2 separate regions of the Homo sapiens genome follow, and region 1 is linked to region 2. The links are chromatin loops, found by intact Hi-C in ENCODE. Cell type or tissue: CD4-positive, alpha-beta T cell. All regions are shown on one strand. Links, peaks and the distances in the headings refer to the core of each region. The heading gives the core; the rest is flanking DNA. Region 1 holds the start of MISP3 (MISP family member 3). Region 2 overlaps LINC01841 (long intergenic non-protein coding RNA 1841).

Region 1 (2,837 bases), core at 2-2,501, 280 kb after region 2:
TGCCGGTGGGCCTCCCGCTCGATGTCCCGCTGCATCTGCGCGCCCGCCCGCGCCCGCTCCAGGGCGCGCGGGAGCGCGGGGCCAGGACCCGGCAGGTTGAGCACCGGCCGCACGCGCAGCTCGACGAGTTCACGGCCTGCGCGGCCCGGGCTCAGGCCCCGGCTCCGGCGCAGGCTCTCCTCGCGTTCGCAGCTGCGGCGGATTTCGCGCTCGATGGGCGTCTCCATGAACCGCTCCTCCGGGGGACGCTGGGGAGCCTCGGGGCACGGCGGAAAACGCAGGTGGGGGGCTTCCGAGCCTGACCTGGAGGAGGAGGTCTTAGGGCCTGGAGGGGGATGCTGCCCCTGGACCTCCGCCCTTTGCGCTTCGGACGGCCCAGGGTCGTCTCTGCCTGGCTCAGGACTCTCAAAGCCCGCAGCTGTGGACAGCCCGGGGCTCTCTGCGTCCTGCTCGACTGATGGCTCGAGGACTTCGCTCTCTTGCTCCAGGATCTCCACGTCCTTTGCGGAGGGCTTGGGGACCTCGGTGTTCAGCTCCGCAGCAGCTCTGGGGCTTCGCTGTCTGGCCCTGGGGACTCCTGGCCCTCCTCTTCAGACGACCCCAGGGTTTCGTTCTCCGGCCGGTGGGGGCCTTCGTGTCCAGGGTTGGAAGCAGTTCGGAAGCCTCAGTTCCCAACCGGGGTTTTGATTCCCAGAGCGAGGACAGAGGGCACTGTGAGGCACCTGTGGCGGCAGTGGCGGCCGTGGGTTCCAAGGCGTCGCCCGCACCGGCGGCTTCTCTGACCCGCCTCTGGCCTCCAGGAACGGCCCCCGGGGGCAGGGCCGGGCACCGCCCCCGGCACCTGCCAGGAGGACTCCCGCCCCGCCCTGGCCCCGCCCTCGGGACAGGGGCGCCTCGGTGGGGCACTCAGTTTCATCAACTAGCGCGCCCAGTCACCTCAGGGCACGGGACTTCTTGGAAGAGGGCTTCCCTAGACCCGGCCCCGCTCTCTGGGGGGCCATTCTGGGTGCTGGGTTCTACTGAGCGCACCCTGGCACTTTTTCAGAGCCATGTCCCCGTCATCGTCCCGGAGACTGGGCCCAGCAGCGCGTCGGACTGGGGTTCTGAACCACTAGCCGCTTGGTGAGGTGTCCCCCGAAGCCGTATTTTCGGGACCCGGGCAGTCCCGCTTGGTCGTGCCAGCCGGCAGGCAGCGACTCCTCAGGCCCCTGGGCCCTCCCTCCGATCCAGCCTTGCAGCGCACAGCTCCGGCCCGAGGGGGCGCCAGGAGCCGCCTTACTGGCCGCTGGGGTCTCCCTACCAATGCTTGGGCTCAGCGAGGTTCCCAGCCGCGCACCACTGCCCCCACGCCAAGCCGAGAAGCGGCTTCCCCTCTCCTCCCGGAAAAATCCGGGAGGTGTCCGCTGCCAAGGGCACTCCCGGATTGAGGGAGGAGGGAGAGACGGACACAGTGCGCCGTGGGCGCAGCTTAGCGGTTGCAGTTGAAAGGCGGTCACCTTGGGCCCGGGCGCCTGGGGAGGCCCAGACAGGAAACAGGAGGCGTCCAGGGTAGGGGGAAAGAGCAGCTGGGGCCGGATCATGCGGTTCAAGGGCAGGATCGATGCCCTTGCGCGGGCCACCCTCCCCTAGGGACGTTTTCCACTTTCCCCCTAATGGAAGCAGACTCTTCCCAGAACCTGCCCCCAACCCCACCATTCTGGGGTGCCCAGAAGGAAAAATACAGTTACCGGCCGGGCATGGAGGCTCATGCCCGTGATGCCAGCACTTTGAGAGGCCGAGGCGGGAGGATCACCTGAGGTCAGCAGTTCGAAACCAGCCTGGCCAGCATGGCCAAACCCCGTCTCTACTAAAAATACAAAAAAAAAATTAGCCAGGCCTGGTGGTGGGCGCCTGTAATCCCAGCTACTCGGGAAGCTGAGGTGGGAGAATCACTTGAACCTGGGAGGTGGAGGTTACAGTGAGCCAAGATCGCGCCACTGCACTCTAGCCTAGGCAGCAAGAGCAAAACTCTGTCTCAAAATAAATAAATAAATAAATAAATAAATAAGCTGTATACTTCTGGGAAAAAGTTTTCTCTATAGCACCTTCCCCACTGCATCATCTCCTGGTCCTTCCTCCAGCCATGCCAACTGGGCTGGGTTCTTGGCCCCCTTTCACGGGAACATTTTTTTCTTTTTCTTTTTCTTTTCTTTCTTTCTTTTTTTTTTCTTTTTTTTTTTTTTTTTTTTTTTTGCCGGTCTCAGTCTTTAATCGTGGCAGGGCCTTACGCACGCGCACACATACACACACTCAGGCTTCAGATCTTGTTGAAAGCTGCGATATCGACACTCTGCACGTGCTCCTCAAATTTAGTGATCTCCTCCTCCAGCAAGTAAGTCCCCACCTTGTCGTCCTCCACCACACACTGAATCTGTAGCTTCCGGATACCGTAGCCCACGGGCATCAGCTTGGAGGTCCCCCAGACCAGCCCGTCCAGCTCGATAGAGCGCACACAGGCCTCCAGCTGGGCCATGTCCGTCTCATCGTCCCAAGGCTTGACATCCAGCAGGATGGAGGACTTGGCCACTAATGCAGGCTTCTTGGCCTTCTCCGCGTACTGCCGTAGCCGCTCCTCCCGCAGCTGTGCCGCCTCCTTGTCCTCCTCCTCATTGTCGCTGCCAAACAGGTCGATGTCATCATCCTCGTCATCCTCTGCTGGTGAGGCTGGCTTCTTGGCCGGGGACTCCACTTGGCGCATAGGAGACACGTGCTGGGTCTGCGGGGCCGTGGCCCGGTGGCCAGGCGAGCTCTTCTCCAGCACGTTCAGCTGGGCCTCCAGCTTGGAGATGGCCTGCTGC
Region 2 (2,896 bases), core at 103-2,602:
TGGGGTGGGTAGGGGGACAGTGCATGGGCCAGGGCTTCTTTCTGTGGGCGACACCATATCTGTGGGTGGGCGACGAGAAGGGTGCAGCTGGTGGTGTTGGAGGGCTTTTAGCTCAGTGTGAGCCTTCTTCTCCCCTCGGGCTTTTAGGAGGTGACTCCTCAGGGGGAGTGAGAGATCAGATTTGTCTCCAAAATAGGCCTTGACATCGCAGCCCACCTGTTTCTTCATCTCTCGGCTCTGGCTACTGTGACCTCCTTTCCCACTGTTCAACACCCGAGCTCCTTTCTGCCACAGGGCCTTTGCGCTGGCTGCGCCTTCTACTGGAAATCCTGGCTCCAGACTCGGCATGGCTGGGGCTTTATTCTTCTCAGGCCTCAGGATAAGCGTCACTTCCTCAGAGCCCACTCCACCCACTCTACCCACAGCAGGTGCTTCAGTGACATCCCTGTATATACTTTCTCCTTCAGAACACTTACTGCACTTACTGCCATCAGCAATGATCTTGCAGCCTGTTGTCCTCTTCCTCCTCTCTTCTCTCTTCCCTTGGACTGTAAGCTCCAGAAGGGCATGGAGGTTTATCTGTTTTGTTTCCATTTTTTTTCTTTTTTTTGAGATGGAGTCTTGCTCTGTCGCCCAGGCTGGAGTGCAGTGACACGATCTCTGCTCACTGCAACCTCCGTCTCCTGGGTTCAAGTAATTCTCCTGCCTCAGCCTCCTGAGTAGCTGGGATTACAGGCGCCCGCCACCACGCCTGGCTAATTTTTGTATTTTTAGTAGAGAGGGGGTTTCACCATGTCGGTCAGGCTGGTATCGAACTGCTGACCTCGTGATCCGCACGCCTTGGCCTCCCAAAGTGCTGGAATTACAGGCGTGAGCCACCGTGCCTGGCCGAGCCACTGTACCTGGCCTCTTTTTACTTTTAGAGACAGGGTATCGCTGTGTTTCTCAGACTGGAGTGCAATGGTGCCATCATGACTCACAGCAGCCTCCATCTTCTGGGCTCAAGTGATCCTCCCACCTCAGCCTCCTGAGTGGCTGGGGTTACAGGCCTGAGCCAGCCCCATTCTGTCTTCTGTGTACTCTAAACCTAGAGCAATGATCTAGGTTTGCTCAATACACACAGTAGGTGCTCAATAAATGTTGCATGAATGCATGGACGACGAGTTCTAGCTGGGAAATGGCAGCCGGGAAAAGTGGGTTGTGGAGGAGAATTTAAGAGATGAGAGCTGTTTCCGAAACTCCTGGAGGGCCCGAGGTCCCCCGGGTTGGGGAGAAACGGGGGCGACCGTCCACCTCCCCGGGAGTCGCACGCACCTCCCCTTGGAGGCCCACAGGTGGCGCTCGCTCCCCGCGCTGCAGTGGCGGGAAGCGGAGGTGGAAAAACCCGAGCTTTAGCCCCGTCCCGGGTCTGGCTGCTGGGGTCAGTTCCTGGCCCGGATTTGGACGCCAGTCCCTGGGATCCTGCTTGGGGTCCTACCTCGTGGTAGAGGGGCTTTTTGGTCAAACGAGGGGGATCTGAGAAGAGTGGGGGTGGTGGGCTGCAGAGTCCGGGCAGCTGAGGGCTCCCTCCATCTGTCCACGCGTGCTCTGATTCCATTCCCAAAACTAGTTCAGCAGCTCCATGCCTGGGGGAGGGGGAGACGCACTTACCATGTTCGTGTTCTTCCTTAACTTTATATAGGTTAGAGCTGGGCGCAGCGCTTGGTGTCAGTGGGTCTTGGGTGCACATTTGTGGAATGGTGAATGGGTGAATCCCCGTTTTACAGATGGGGAAACTGAGGCTCAGGGAGGCGATGCGGCTCACCCAGGTTCATAGAGCCAGAAAATGGCAAGGCTGGGATTGGAGACACCAGGCCTGTGTGAGTCCAGAGTCAGCCCATTTTGTTTGTTTGTTTGTTTGAGACACGGTTTTGCTCTGTCACTCAGGCTGGAGTGCAGTGGCAGGATCTTGGCTCAGTGCAACCTCTGCCTCCTGGGTTCAAGCCATCTCCTGCCTCAGACTCCCGAGTAGCTGGGATTACAGGCACGCGCCACCACGCCCAGCTAATTTTTTGTATTTTTAGTAGAGACAGGGTTTCACCACGTTGACCAGGCTGGTGTGAAACTCCTGACCTCAAGTGATCTGCCCGCCTCAGCTTCCTAAAGTGCTGGGATTACAGGCGTGATGCTTGGCCAAGAGTCAGCCAATGTTTAAAAAACAATGTATGTTTAAAAAACATTGTATTTGGCTGGGCGTCATGGCTCACGCCTATAATCCCAGCACTTTGGGAGGCTGAGGCGGGTGAATTACTGGAGGTCAGGATTTCAAGACCAGCCTGGCCAACATGGCGAAACCCCGTCTCTACTAAAAATACAAAACTAGCTGGGCGTGGTGGCATGCGCCTGTAATCCCGGTTACTCGGGAGGCTGAGGCAGGAGACTCCTTTGAACCCGGGAGGCAGAGGTTGCAGTGAGCTGAGGTCACGCCATTGCACTCCAGCCTGGGCAAAAAGAGCGAAACTTCGTCTCAAAAGAACAAACAAACAACAACAACAACAAAAATTGTATTTTATTTATTGCAGAGACGAGAAGTCTTGCCATGTTGCCCGGGTTGGTCTCCAACTCTTGGGCTCAAGACATCCTCCTGCTTCAGGCTCCCTCAGTGCTGAGATTTCAGGTGAGCACTACCTCGCCCAGCCTAAAAACATTTTTCAATAGATTTTCTAGTTACCCAAAGTGATACAGGATTCCCTCTGGGAAGCTAAAGCCCTTCCTGTCCCTCCTTATCTCAATTCCGAGATGATGGTGGGGAGGGTCTCCTTTCATCCTACCCTCTTTGCCTTCAAAAGCATGTCTACACATGCCTAAGGGGTCTCTGGGTTTCTAGCTGGGTCATAAACTTCTCCTGTCTGGGCTG

Evidence for each region. Peaks named below come from ENCODE experiments on the same cell type or tissue, not always from the same donor. Only the 100,000 strongest peaks of a DNase experiment are listed, where the experiment ranks them.
Region 1: a loop joins it to region 2, with 5 times the contacts of the local background. A loop is called at or near these places in 5 of 110 quality-filtered maps.

Annotation. Positions count from the first base shown.
Region 1 is chr19:14,070,700-14,073,536 of GRCh38, reverse strand. It overlaps MISP3 (MISP family member 3), which reads right to left and starts at 751. Exons shown (of 3, transcript NM_001291291.2): 1 at 1-751. The coding sequence starts at 227. MIR1199 (microRNA 1199) reads right to left here and starts at 176; the gene lies at 58-176. It also overlaps the pseudogene EEF1DP1. RefSeq lists silencers at 1-192, 763-932. In CD4-positive, alpha-beta T cell, for the core only: a CTCF peak has its summit at 1,271 (motif pointing right); DNase peaks (open chromatin) are centred at 886 and 1,236; H3K4me3 peaks cover 1,645 bases; H3K27me3 peaks cover 547 bases.
Region 2 is chr19:14,347,075-14,349,970 of GRCh38, reverse strand. All of the region lies in intron 1 of LINC01841 (long intergenic non-protein coding RNA 1841), which reads left to right. Among named protein-coding and RNA genes, the nearest start is that of LINC01842, 15 kb to the right of the region's middle. RefSeq lists an enhancer at 779-1,657. In CD4-positive, alpha-beta T cell, for the core only: CTCF peaks have their summits at 1,118 and 1,321 (motif pointing right); DNase peaks (open chromatin) are centred at 360 and 1,340; H3K4me3 peaks cover 469 bases.